Regions from separate parts of the Homo sapiens genome. Here regions 1 and 2 are each linked to region 3. The links are chromatin contacts, found by Hi-C or POLR2A ChIA-PET in ENCODE. All regions are on one chromosome and are shown on one strand. Each heading gives the region's core, a stretch centred on a gene start or an enhancer-like site at or near the end of the contact. The rest is flanking DNA. Distances are from core to core; before and after follow the strand shown. Region 1 overlaps FAM163A (family with sequence similarity 163 member A). Region 2 overlaps LOC105371635 (a long non-coding RNA gene). Region 3 holds the start of FAM163A (family with sequence similarity 163 member A).

The links. Hi-C counts contacts between places; a loop is a spot of excess contacts on that map. ChIA-PET counts read pairs that join two places held with the same protein, here RNA polymerase II (POLR2A). Pooled maps may share reads with other maps.
Region 1: POLR2A ChIA-PET joins it to region 3 with 20 read pairs in SK-N-SH. The contact joins the enhancer-like site here to the promoter of FAM163A in region 3. A Hi-C loop is called at or near these places in 1 of 37 single-sample maps with no recorded cell type and 1 of 50 pooled maps. POLR2A ChIA-PET finds 5 or more read pairs at or near these places in 4 of 52 experiments (H1, HCT116, PC-9 and 1 more).
Region 2: a loop to region 3 is called in a pooled map, with 3 times the contacts of the local background. The contact joins the enhancer-like site here to the promoter of FAM163A in region 3. A Hi-C loop is called at or near these places in 1 of 168 maps with a recorded cell type or tissue (GM12878) and 5 of 50 pooled maps. POLR2A ChIA-PET finds 5 or more read pairs at or near these places in 1 of 52 experiments (SK-N-SH).

The regions. Positions count from the first base shown.
Region 1 is chr1:179,779,802-179,784,017 of GRCh38, forward strand. The region is part of intron 1 of FAM163A (family with sequence similarity 163 member A); the gene reads left to right. Among named protein-coding and RNA genes, the nearest start is that of MIR12116, 22 kb to the right of the region's middle. Within about 2 kb of position 2,275, at least 2 of the 41 ENCODE cell types and tissues checked have a DNase peak (open chromatin) inside an H3K27ac peak, as active enhancers do.
Region 2 is chr1:179,706,394-179,711,174 of GRCh38, forward strand. The region is part of intron 2 of LOC105371635 (a long non-coding RNA gene); the gene reads right to left. Among named protein-coding and RNA genes, the nearest start is that of FAM163A, 35 kb to the right of the region's middle. RefSeq lists an enhancer at 3,379-3,448. Within about 2 kb of position 3,248, at least 3 of the 41 ENCODE cell types and tissues checked have a DNase peak (open chromatin) inside an H3K27ac peak, as active enhancers do.
Region 3 is chr1:179,741,451-179,746,190 of GRCh38, forward strand. It overlaps FAM163A (family with sequence similarity 163 member A), which reads left to right and starts at 1,841. Exons shown (of 5, transcript NM_173509.3): 1 at 1,841-1,973. It overlaps LOC128071543 (a long non-coding RNA gene), which reads left to right. Exons shown (of 2, transcript NR_138090.2): 2 at 905-1,247. RefSeq lists an enhancer at 3,138-3,830.

The DNA of each region.
Region 1 (4,216 bases), core at 1,025-3,524, 39 kb after region 3:
TGGAGGATATGTTGGTTAGAGGCCTGGCTTCACCACTAACTGGAACATCTTGGGCAAATCACCTCAGTAAACCAAGCCACAGTTTATGTATGTGCTAAATAGATTTGAAATACCAGCCCAGTTTATGTGAGAAGGTTGTTTTGAGCTTTATGTTAGACAATATGAAAACACTATAAAACTATAAATGGTTGTTTTCACAAAGATTGCATGCTCTGAAGAATGCCCTGGCTGTGACCCAAAGTCTGACTCTTGGCTCTGTCCCTGGAGTACAAGATATGGGCACTTGTGGCCAGGCAGGTTCATGTGAATACTATGACACATATTCAAGGGAGAGAGCCCTCTAGATAATGGGCCAAAAGGCACAGGACTATGCAAATGTATATTTATGTTATGGGTAAAGATCTCAAAGATTGACCATAACTGACAGGATAAAATAATCCACAATCACACTTCTCTTCAGAAAGGAAATTATTTATTACTTGATTATGCCCTGTTGCAAGCACATTAAGGAATTACTGATCTTGGCTCCCAAGTGTGAAATGGAAAATTTTGAACATAAAACATACTTGTAGAAATACAACAGTGTTATTTGCCAGTGACCATCATCAAGACAAGACTTTAACCTTATCAGTTAGCCTAAAGAAGTGAAATTGAAACAAAGCCAAACGCATAAGCTCGGTGATCGTTCTTCCTTGCTGTGACCATTAGTCAATATGCCAGTGGTTCTCGAAGTGTGGTCCCCAGATGAGCAACATCAGCATCACCTGGGAACTTGTTAGAAATGCACATTCTCAAGACTCACCCCAGACCTGCTGAATCAGAAACTTGGGTGGGGCCGGCAATGCACATTTTAACAGGTCCTCCAGGTGATTTTGATACTTGCTAAAGTTTGTGTGATTCCTACACAGGTACCTGCCCCAAGACAGTTTGCATTAACTGTCTTTGTGCTTTCTTATGTTTGCCTAAAATGCCTCATTCTTCCTGACAAAATAAGGTTCTTGACATTGGCTAAACTTCTAATGCTACCTAGTTACATCAGCTAGACCAGAGCTGTATTACCAGACTTTCATCACAGAATCAGAGTGTTCTCATCATTTTGGTGTTGACAGGACAGAGGGCATTTGCTGATTATAATATGTGGCAAGAACCAAGGAAACTGCAGTGTTTAAGTGTTTTGAGATCTCAGAAGTAAAAGCATCTAATGTGCTCCATGCAAAGGTCTGGTGGTACTCAGTTATGAAAACCGTAGAGACGAGGGGAGAAATGCAAGCATACACGATGGCTTTAAAATGAGGGGCTTAACCGAGAGTGAAAGTAGATTCGTGGTTGCCCAGGCCTGGATGAGAGAGGAGCATGGGGCCTGACTACCTACTAGGAACAGAGTTTCTTTTTAGGGTGATGAAAATATTCTGGAATCTGATAGTGGTGATGGTTCAACAATATGGTGATTATCCTAAGAACTACTGAATTGTACACTTTCAGATGGTGACAGTGTGAATCTTATATGAATTTTACCTCAAAAAATATTTTTAAAACCCACTGGTTTATGTGGAGGCATGATTCCACTTCTCTCTGATCTCCCCTTCTCCCACATCTAGCTGCAGTATAGCATGGGGCACGTATTAGATCCTCACAGAGTTCTCGGTTGGTTGACTGCTCTGACCCCCGAGAAAGGGGCTCAAATGAGCAGGCACCTGGGAATTAGTACATACTTGGACTATACTCTCTTGGGATGGCTTCCTGGGGCAAGTGTACCTTTACTTGGAGTAAATCCTTCCCTCCAGTGTGAGAGACTCCGCTGGGATTGCAGGGATGAGGGTGGTAAATGCAGGTTAGTTAAAAATGACGTCTTGGCCAGGCGCGGTGGCTCATGCCTGTAATCCCAGCACTTTGGGAGGCCCAGGCGGGAGGATCACTAGTTCAGGAGTTCAAGACCAGCCTGGCCAACATGGTGAAACCCCGTCTCTACTAAAAATACAAAAATTAGCTGGGCATGGTGGCGGGTGACTGTAATCCCAGCTACTCGGGAGGCTGAGGCAGGAGAATCGCTTGAGCCCAGGAGGCGGAGGTCACAGTGAGCCAAGATCGTGCTGCTGCACTCTAGCCTGGGCAACAGAGCAAGAATCCGTATCAAAAAAAAAAAAAAAAAAAAAAAAGACGTCTTGCTTCGAGCACAAGTTGTTTTCCAGTTCCCTGTGATGAGCACAAACTTGTTTATGCTATCAGGGCCGGCTTGGGAGGCCAGCTGCTGCTCCTTGACGTGGAGAAGGCGCCTCTACCAGGCTGACTCCTTTGCAGCTGGCAGACAGCCCTGGGGAACAGGCGAAATGATCTCACGGGCCGGGTGGAGTGAGCATGCCGGACAAGGACCAGGCCTCTGTGCGCATGGATATAATCAGCTTTGATAGGCAGAGGCTGAGGCTGTTTTTCCAATTAGAGCTGTTAGAGGATTCTGGCAGGGGCAGCAGTGGGCTTAATTTAACAGACCTGGGACTCATTGAATTAGCCAATGTAGAGGGGATGAGACGGACACTAATGTAAGGCTGTGGGGGCAGAGATGGGGAAGGGGAGAAGGGGACCAGAAGGGCCGGTCGGCAGGGACACAGTGAGGCCTGGTGATGTGGTCCGGGCAGCACAGGAGCATCTTCTCATTTGGCGGGCGGGAAAGCTTGTGCAAGCAGGACGGGATGGAGACTCCTCTGGTACTGGTAAGGCTGGCCTGGTGGGCTTTGCTCGCAGAATCTGGATTCTCAGAGGCCGTTGGCCAGGGTTCTGAACAGTTTCTTGTGCCCATCATCCTTCCCAGGCACCCTGAAGCTGCTGCCATCTCCTTCCCTTTCTAGAACCCAAAGTTCTAAGCCACCCTGCCAGGCACCTTCTTGGTTTGAGAATAAAGAACATTAGAGCCAGAGCAATCATTAAATGTCCTGAGTCCGCGCTTTCATGTTACAGAGGAGGCAACTGTTTCCTAGAGAAGCTGAGAAAACTTGTCTGAGAATATCCAACTCTTAGAGGCAATGTCAGCATTGCAATCCAGACCTCCCACCCCTGGCTGGTGCCGTTTCTTCAAACCGTGGTCACAGTTGGCCCCTCTGTCCTCAGCCTGTGTGCATTTCCAGCAACTTGTATCCCAAACCACTTGGATGGTTTGAAAGCCATTCATTCATTCATGTACAAAATTAGCCCGGTGTGGTGGTGCATGCCTGTAATCCCAGCTACTTGGGAGGCTGAGGCATGAGAATTGCTTGAACCCAGAGATAGAGGTTGCAGTGAGCCGAGATCGTGCCATTGCACTCCAACCTGGGCGACAAGAGTGAAACTCCGTCTTAAAAAAAAAAAAAAAGGAAAAAGCCATTCATTCATTCATTCAAAATGCAGAATGCCAAACTGTACAGACAGCATAGTCTCAACTATCTGAAGAATAAAATATGTGGAAAAGACTGAGTAGAAACATGGGGAAAGACTTAACTGTTGCTGCTTCTGGAAAGGGAGTTGATTACTGTTAATAACTAACATTTATTGGGTTTAATGACCCATCCTAACAATGACCTTATGTTGATAACATTGTGGTACAACTCCTGTGTTGCTAGGTGGCAGTGAAATTTTGTAAAACCGTTTGGGAAAATAGTTTGACAATGTTTATTTTTTAAATGTGCATTAAAAAGTATTTTAACTTAAAATAGCTGATCAACACCTTTTTTTTATTTTTCCTACCCCATGACATCCTGATGAAATAATAGAATGAATAGAAAAAGATAATCTTACTTAGTATATAAGAAAAGTGAGGTATGGAAAGGTTTAAAAGTTGACCCATGGCTACATAGATATTAAGTAGCAAATCCAGAATCTGATCCTGTTTGTATTAACCGTCAGCCACTATGTAGGACTGCCACACACTTGGCACTTTTTTATACTTCCCAAATTTTATATAATTGAGCCCAAATATTATATATATATTATATAATTTATTATATATATATTATATAATTTATTATATAATATATAATTCCCAAATATTATATAATTATATATATAAATTGTATAATTTTATATAAATTTATATAATTTAGTAAAAAAGAGAAACTAAAATAAATTGTATTTCCTGATGGGATACACTAGTTGGCTATAAGGAACATTTTCCCGATTATACCTAGCTGGCTCAGAAATTTGTTCAAACACTGGCCAGGGGCACATTTGGAATAGAAGTCCCAAGGGA
Region 2 (4,781 bases), core at 1,998-4,497, 34 kb before region 3:
TCTACCTGAATTACTCCTCAGAGTAGACTTGGTGAGGGGACTACTTCACCAAAGCTGGATTTTTAAAAAATTGTTTTGTTCTAAAGTCAAATTAATTATTCTTTAGAGGGTTTTGCTTTTTCCTTGCTGCTAGGTGGCGCTCTAGGACAGGAGTTCTGTTGCCAGGCCAGCTGCTAAAAATCCTTCCCTTGTGTGTTTCATCGCAGGTTTTAGAGTTAAAAATGGAGCTAAGAGCTAACTTCATCCAACCCCTCTTTTTACTTGGAAGAAAAAAAAAAACAAGTTAAGTGACCTAGAACATGAATTCATTGGAAATAGGTTCTTAATGTGTGATCTTCCCACAGATTAAAATTTCCCTTTCTAATTTTACCCTCCAGGAAATGGCCACAGAGCACTCCCTTTTTACAGAACTTAAACTTTAATACTGTATAGTTATCTATTCTTTGAAGGTGGTGGGGAAACACCAACAACCCCTAATCTCTTTCAGAAGCTACAAGTACTGATTCTATCTTGCTGCATTGAAAAAGTTTTAAGAAAAAAAAATCACTTTGCCATCTTTATTTTGGCCTTTCCATGCAGATGTGTTTTCACCTCCTTTATAAATTACTGCTATAGGAAAAAATAGAAAATTTTTACAATTTTGGCACATTTTTTAGTCTTTAAAATGATTTTTTTAATTCCAGGGCATTAAGTTTTGTGTTTGTCTGCCTTTCTGGGGGAAGGTTCTTGGCTTGCTCAGATTCTCAAAAATGATTAAGAATGCCTGCAGGAGGCCGGGCGCAGTGGCTCATGCCTGTAATCCCAGCATTTTGGGAGGCCGAGGTGGGCAGATCACCTGAGGTTGGGAGTTCAAGACCAGCCTGACCAACCTGGAGAAACCCCATCTCTACTAAAAATACAAAATTAGCCAGGTGTGGAGGTGCATGCCTGTAATCCCAGGTACTCGGGAGGCTGAGGCAGGAGAACCACTTCAACCTGGGAGGCAGAGGTTGTGGTGAGCCGAGATCGCGCCATTGCACTCCAGCATGGGCAACAAGAGTGAAACTCCATCTCAAAAAACAAAAACAAGAATGCCTGTAGGAATTCTGCATCCTGTAATATGACTATTTGCTCACCAGATTCTCGGTGAGATGGAAAACTGATTAACCCTTGTGACTTCACTCTCAAATGAAGACAAGCAAATTCTGTGGTCAGAGCCTGGTTTTAACTCACATCAGGAGTCAGCTCTAATAACCATCACTTACAGAGGACTTTACAAATTGCAAAACAGCAGAGGCTGCTGCCAACTAAAGTTTAAATCACATTAACACAAGGATAGTATATAAGACAAGGGAGTAGTTTGATAAGTTCTACACCTCTGTTGGCTTCTAGGAAGCAAAACGTTTACAAAGAAGATAGACCAGCATTCACAAGAGAACTGATCGGATAATAAGAGTTTTATGGAGTTCATATGTGCCACAAGCTGTTTATTCTGTGTGCTTTTATATAGATTACATCATGTAATCCTTGCAACAGCACCATGGGGTAGGTGGTGTTATTACTCCCATTTTACAGATAAGGAAATCAAGGCACAGAAATGCATTTTGCCAACATCATGTCAGAAATTAATATTGTATTACAATAATCTTAATATCCAATTACTAAATGCTCATTATATGCCAAAACTTTTACATATTTAATATTTACAGCATCCTTGTTACTATTCTTTTTTTTACAAGAGGAAAAACTTGAGGATCAGAAAATTATTTACCAAGAATCACGCTAGTAAGTGGTAGGACCTTAAATAAGTCAGATTTCGCCAAAGAGTTGCCCATATTATCTTCTTATACTTCTCCGATTACCTATTAAACCAATTCCAGTTCCACCTACACCACTCCACCAAAACTGCTCCTGTCAAGGTCTCCAGCAACTCCATGCTGAATCCACTAGTCAGCCCTCAGTCATCCCATCTGACTTATCAGTAGCATTTGATACACTTGACAATCCTCCTCCCTGACACTTTCTGTCCTCCCAGCACATCTCATTCTCTAGGGTTTCCTCGTACTCATTGGTCAAAGCCTTAGCATCTTTTGTGCCTCCTCCTCTTTTTCCTGGCCTCTTAATGCTGCAGGGCACCAGGCCTCATTCTCTTGGGAATTCCCCCAGTCTCCTGGCTTTAACTACCATCTACATCTATAGGAAATCCTGTTGGCTATGCTTCCAAAATGTGTCTGGAATCTGCCGGCTTCTCACCAACCCTACCTCCACCACCAGGTCAGAGTTACTGTACTGAGCCTGGACCACTTCGCAGCCTTGTCTGGCTTCCCTGCTGTCCACAGTGCTCTCTCACTCTGCTCTCCACAAAGCAGCCAGAGGGGCCCTTTCAAGCTCCAAGGCAGCTGGCATCCCTCCTCTGCCCAAGGCCCCCTGAGGGCTCCCAGTCTTACTCAGAGTCCTTACAATGGTCCACAGCGGTGTTGCCAAAGACAATGCAGGATGCCCAGTTAAATACGGATTTCAGGTAAACAGCTAATAACTTTCTAGTTTAAGTATGGTTTCATGCAATATTTGAGGCATATCTGTATTTTTAAAATTATTATCTGAAATTCAAATTTAGCTGAGATTGCAAATTTTTATCTGCTAAATCTGCCAGGCATATCCACCAGCTCTACATATGCCCCCCGTTACCTCCTTGACCTCATCTCCCATGATCTCCCCCTTATTCACTGCACTCCCCCACACTGGCCTCCTCACTTTCTTCCAGTGCATAGCTCCTCACTTTGGGCTCTTGCCTTGGCTGTTCTTCCTCCAGCATCTGCGTCTTCTCAAAGAGGTAATTTCTAAAATGACTTCTCAACGCTGTGCTCCCAATGCCCCTAATCCTGCTCCACTTTTTTCCATAGCACCTGACTTCTAACATGACTCATTCTTTTTATTGTGAACTGTAGGTCTCCACCAACCAGAATCTAAACTCCACCGGGCAGGTATTTTTGTCCATTTCGTGCATTATCATATCCCAAGAGGCTAGAACAATAGCACCTCTGTACACAATAATTGTTTGTTTATTGTGAATGAATGATTTCAAAGGCTTTTGCTCCTTTCCATTGCATTATATATTCCCTCTGTTTCAACTTACGATAAATATCTGAACAAACTGAGAGTGCACAGCCTGGAGAGGAGATTACGGGCAGAGGTGGAGAATGTGCTCACACCTCAGCTGGAGTGGTCCTTTTGTTGTGGGACAGTCTGGTTCAAGGCACAGAACTGTCCACAGCTCTCTGCCCAGGCAATTGCCACATTCCCCACACCCTCAGTATTGCCCTCTATTTAACAACAAAAAAGTGTGTATTTTCTATGTGCCAGTTCCTGTGCTGACCTCCAAGAATACAAGGATAAACAAGATAATGCTACCTAGGAGGACCAGGCAATGAGCTTGAGGTTCTTGCCTGATTGATAAAATGAAAAAGAATTGGGCCTGACTGCCCAGAATCACCGCAAGGGCCACAAGCCCTTATATCCTATCATCTCCCCCCAGGTTATTTCCTACTTTGGTAACCCCCAAGAGAAAACCAAAGTGAATGTTAAGCAGGAGCAGTGAGAAGAACATCTGCTGTAACCTCTCTATGACCCCAATGCAGTAGCTCAGCAGAGATGAATTAAAGCGCAGGAAGCTTGTTGGCGTCAGTCTCCATTGACGCCAACAGGAAGGTGGAGCAGAGAAGCAGATTTGCTGCTGAAAATCATTTCCCCTGGAAAGTCCCAGGAGAAAAAAAAAAATCATTACAGCTGGGATAATAATGTTTACTCAACAGCCTTGTGTAAATTTTTGACCCACCTTATTTCTGCACTATTAGGGTCTGGAATTACTGATTAAAGATATTATTATGTTGGTGCAAAAGTAATTGCGGTTTTTGCTATTACTTTCAATGACAAAAACCTCAATTACTTTTGCACCAGCCTAATACCATCTTAATATGCAATTGCTAGCTGGAAAAGTCTAGGGCAGGTTACAGAGGTGTAGTATTAACATGGCTAAAACACACACAATAGAAAATGGAGAAAGAAGTATCTTGAGGGGAGCATGGTTTGCAATGCCCTTTTCTCTTCTCCCTTTCCCCTTTCATTCCAGGTGGGCCTCCAGCATGTCCCTAGTCACCAAATTACAGAGCTGTCATTTTCTAATTCAATGAAAATTTACTGGGGGCCTGTTTGACACAGGCTGTGTCACCTCCTGTCTCCAGGGTATTAAATTGACTAAAAGAGCTCATCCTTTACTAAAGAGGGTAGCTCCCTAGTGCAACTGTGACCAGGCATAGAGGGGTAAAAAGTCGGCCCTGGCATTAACTAAATGCCCACAGCAAGAGCTTGTTCTTTCTTCTTGTAAAAAATGACCAGATGCTAGAACTCAGGACACCTTGGATGACACCCAACATTCTAGAGGAAAATCATAGATAGACCTGGCAGATCTCGTCAGGCAGAGCTGGCCTGGCAAAACTGGGAAGTGAGCCATACTGATCCTCAACATTCTCCAATTTTCATTTTCAGCTCTTTTCCCTCTGACCATTATTTGGTTCTGCCCCATGAGTGGCCACAAAGTCCCCCTGCCCTGCCCTCCCCTATCACAACCCACCCAAGGACCTTGCTAGGTGACACTGACCCATTCCACATTTTAGAGTCTGAAATTATTCCTCAGTCTTCCCAGCACTTTGGGAGGCTAAGGCAGGCGGATCACGAGGTCGGGAGTTCGAAACCAGCCTAGCCATTATGGTGAAACTGTGTCTCTACTAAAAAACACAAAAATT
Region 3 (4,740 bases), core at 591-3,090:
GCACTTGCATACCAGGAGATATACACAAAAATGTCATTAGCAATAGCACTTGTAATAGCCCCAATGGGAAAAACCCAAATATCTAAAGTGCCAGAATGGACAAAGAAATTGTGATATGTCCATACAAGGGAATATTAAGTAGCAATGAAAATGAATGAACTACAACTACATGCCACAAAAGTAGATGACTCTTACAACCAAATGGAAGAAGAGGCCAGGCACACACAAAAATATGCATGCAATATTATTCAATTTATAGAAAGTTCAAAACCAAGCAAAACTAAACTGTAGTGGTTAGGGATACATTACAAATTGGTAGAAACTATAAAGATACGTAAGGAAGTAATTACCATAAAGTCAGGATAGTTGCTTTAGGGGGAAGGGAAGGACTTGTGGAAGGGAATTGGTGGAGCAGGGGAACCTCTGGGGTGGTAGCAATGACCTGGGTGGTGTTTGGTTTATGATTCATTAGGCTATGAAGGTACGTTGTTTTCACTTTTCTGTGTTACAGTTTATAACAAAATCACACGTCCTCTTCATATTTCATTGTTTTGCCTTTGAGATGAGGAAGAATGTAGGCACGAGCCTTAACTGTGCTGAGAAAAGACGGCACATGAAAATCTGAGCTCAAAATGTAAAACCTGTGAGTAGAGTTAGAGTAAAAAGTGGAGTGTGCTGCAACAACAGTAGACTTGCTGGAATGATGAGGTGGTGGCTTGCCTTGGGATTTTTGTTTTTTAACAGTGTATTAGGAATAATAAGGTTGCTCCAGGTGCTAAATTTCTTACTCCCCTTCTTTAGAAGTTGGACCTAGGCTGAGGGTCCACAGTTTTTAAATGTTTTGGAGTTTTCTGTTTTTGTTTTTCAAATGGATTCCCTGATCACCTTTGCCTTGAATCCCCAGAACTAACCTGCCTAAGAAGAGAGGAAAACTGTTGATGTAGTGGGAACGCTCCCTCCTCGAGCATTAACCGGGTTGACCCCACCCCTCTGTCCTCGCTGTCTTCAGTCCAATCAAGATCGGAAAGCAGGATCAAGAGAAAGATGATCAGACCGGAACAGGTAAACGTTCCATATAGAGATGCTTCGGAAGTGCGGAGAAGTGACAGCTTATCCCCTCTCAGGCCGTCATGTTCTCTCAGCAGACCCTCTGAATTACTGATGTCAGAACTTATTGGCTGGGCTACAGCACATAAGCAACTCCTAGAGTTTTAAGACATTAAAAGAAGGTGATTTCAGACAAGAAATCTAGCGCACCATTCAGGTTTCTCCTCGTGTCGAGGCATTGCTTCTCTCCCTTCCTGCCTCTTCCTGCCAGACTTCACCGTCACAGCTCTAATCACACCCTGACTGATCTGATCCCGCCCTGCCACGAGGCCCGGGTACCCCTCAGCGGCGGGGACATCCAGGTGTCCCTGGATTTCCAGGGCACAGTGCGGGCCGGAAATAGGAACACAGAGGAGCCCTTCGGGAGGCTCTCGAGGCAGTCTCTTTCCAGTGGATAGCGACACACCCTGGTCCCTAAGATTCTCATGCTCTCCGAATTTTCCGTCCTGGACCCGATCTGTAGGGCGCAAAGTCCCCTGTACTGAGGCGTTCCCAGGGCGCCCGCCTCCCGCGTTTACATTTCTTAGGCAAAAAGGCAGCGGAGCTAAGCAGGGGTGTTTGGAAGGCGCCCGTTGCGCTGTTTGACTGCGTGGCTTCACTTGGCCCGCGTGCATCAGCCTCTCTGGCGGGGGATTCTCCCCGGACTCCGGCCAGCGCCAATCAGGTCGCGCGGTACCTGCCCCCAGCCCTGGCCACCTGGAGGGGCGATGAGGCTCCACGCCCGGAGCAGGGCAGTCCTCGGAGCGCCGGGGAGGCCGCGGAGCCTCACGTGTGCCGCCCCAGCCGCTGGCGCCCGGAAGGACGCGCTGCGACCCCGTGGGAGCCGAACGCGGGAGTCGCTGCCCGAGCGGAGCTGCTCAGCCGCGGTAACGGGTCGGGGCCTCATCGTGCAGGGGAGCGAGCGGAGGGGCGGGGCGGGGCGCGGGCGGGCTGAGGAGCCGCCGGGCTCGGGCTCCGCGCGGGGATGTGTCTGGCCACCGCGTACTTTCGAGGGCGCCTCAACACCCGGGTAAGCGCGCCCCGGCTGCCTCCCTCTGCCCACCGCGCCGCCTTCAGCGTAGCAGTTCCCCACTGGGTCTGGGTCTGCGCCCTGGCTCTCCCTCTCCGCGCCAGGGGCCTCTCGCTCCGAGGGGCGCGGCGACTCGGGGGCATCTCCGGCCTCGTGGCCAGACCGCGGGTGGCGGTGCTCGCGCCTCGGGGCCGGACTTGCCGGGTCCCTGCCCCCGGGCCGTGCCGAAGGCGCTCTACTCAGCGTGTCTGCAGCGACCCGCTTCTCTGCGCTTTCAGCCGGGCCGGACCTCACGCGGACGCCGCTGCTGCTGCTGCGCCTCGCGCCCGCCGCCACCCGGGGAGCATGAGGCCGGGGCAGGGGACCCGGGTAGGGTGGGGGCCGACCGGCGGGGTCTGCTGGGCCAATGCGCCGCCGTCGGTCAGTGAGTCCGGATTCGTGCCGGCAACTGTGGGCAGCCTTGAGACCGGGGCTCGGTTTGCTGGTGATTTTTCCGAAGTTTTACAAAATAAAGAGGGCGAAGTGCCTTCGCGGCGCGGCGTGGGCATGCAGGCGGCAGGGCCTGTGGGAGCCGGCGTCTCGGCCAGCGAGTCTGGGGCCAGGACAGCGGGGGTAGGACGGAGAAGCCGGACGTGCCCGTGGGGCCGCGGTGTCCTTGCTCCCGAGGCCCCAGAGCGGGCGACCGCACTCCGATTCCAGAGGGCCCTGCGCGCTCAAGGCGCCGGCCACACGGAAGCCTCCGCCCCGCGGCCCAGAGGGGGGCCTGGCCAAGCAGAGAGCAGAGCGGGCAAGCAGAAGGCAGTGTGGGGACGAGGCCCGCATTGGGCTGCTGGGACCCCGCCACCCGGCCTGGCCTGGGTGGGGCGGGTAGAGGCCGAGAGCCGCGCGCCGGGGCCCTGGGTGGGTGGCATCCTGGTTCTCTGCGGCTCCGAAGGCCGCGAGGGAAGTCAGGGGTGCAGATCTGTTCCCTCGGTCAGCGCCCTTTGGCCGACACACACCAGCCGTGTTTTCCTGTCACACTGGGGGTTCCTTTCCTCTGAGTGGAACTGTGGGGCCCTGGAAGTTTGCTAGTCCTGGCAAGTTTGACGTGACGGGGACGCAGTCATCCAACCTGCAGGCGGAGGCCCGCAGGCACTTTCTCCTGTCATTTCGCCCACCTGGGCCCTCCCCCAGGGCGCCCAGGGGGCCCCATCCTGAGATTCCGAGGGGGCCGCAGCGTGGCTGGCAGGACCGACGTCTGCGCAGTTGCGTCTGTGTCCTGCTTGGTCCTCTAGCAGCTGAGCCAGACACATGTTTTATGTCGTGTGGGAGACAAACAATAACTGCGGGCTTCAATCCCGCATGTTCGCTTTGCCTAAGATTCGCTGGAGTCTGTGTCCTGAGGGGAAAGGCAGCTTTCCTTCTGCCCTAATGAAATACTTGCATGTAACAGACGTTCAGACCCTGAAAGAGGTGGACCCCGGGGAAGGAACAGTAAAGGTACATGCTCTGAAAACAGATTTTCTTAGCCTTCTCTAGGGAGGTTTCAGTTCCCATGCCTAAGAGAATCTAAACCAGCAGGTACAGACAGGGTCATGCTGGCGTCCAGAGGGGAAGTAATGTGTGGCTCTCGGAGGGTCCTGCTGGGGCATCAGGCAGATCGGCAGCGGCCCTGCCAGGGCTAGAGATCTGCATTCAGTGACCTCATCAGGCATACTGTTCTGGAAAGGCAAGGTGAGATGGGCTCGTGCAGATGAGAGCAGGTCCCCCTGTTTGGCCCAAGAATCTCTGTTTTTTCTCTAGCTTGCCGTCTGTAACTGGAAATGACCCCGGCTTAGTTCAGGGAGTGCTTCAGCCTGAGTGCAAACATCAGCTGGTAACAGGGGAGCCTGGCCCCAGCACAGTCCAGTCCTCACCCAGAGGCCCACGCTGGGATTTTCCTGATCTGCAAACTTTACAAGGCTGAGGTGGATGAGAGGAGAAGTTGGGAATCTTCTGGGTGGCCACTTAACAAAAAAGTCATTTGACTCTGGTAGGGCCATTCCAGGGTCTGTCCATTGTGAAAAGTGCCCTGGGGTTTAGAATCTGGCCTGGTGATTATTAACATTAATGAAAGTTGCTAACATTTATTAAGTACCTGCTATGTGCCAGACACAAGGTTTTGCAAAATTACTATTATTTCCCCATTTTTCGTGTGATGAAACTGAGTTTGGGGGTAGGGTAAACGATTTGCCAAGATCATAAAGCTAGTTAATGGCAGAGCAGAGCTTGAAGCCCAGGTCTCTTTGGTTCCAAAGTCACTACTCCTTCCTCGGGGCCACTTTCTTCCAATTAAGAACAGACACACATGTGGTAGCTGGAAATCCAGAATTGTCGTGAATAAAGACTCTTACTTGTAGATCCAAGAGATATTTATAACCCCATTAGACTCTAGACTTCAGAAAGTGCTGGCCTGGTAAACAGCCAGCACTTCCTTCTCTCTGTCACTCAAGGGTTTAACTCCTACACAAAGGACTAATTTCTTATTAAGTACAAATCTTTCAACTAGCAAACATCAAAGAGATAAACCGTTGATGAGGTTGTAGAAAAACAGGTACTTTCATATATTGCTGCTGGGAGAGTAAATTGGTACAACTTTGGAGGGC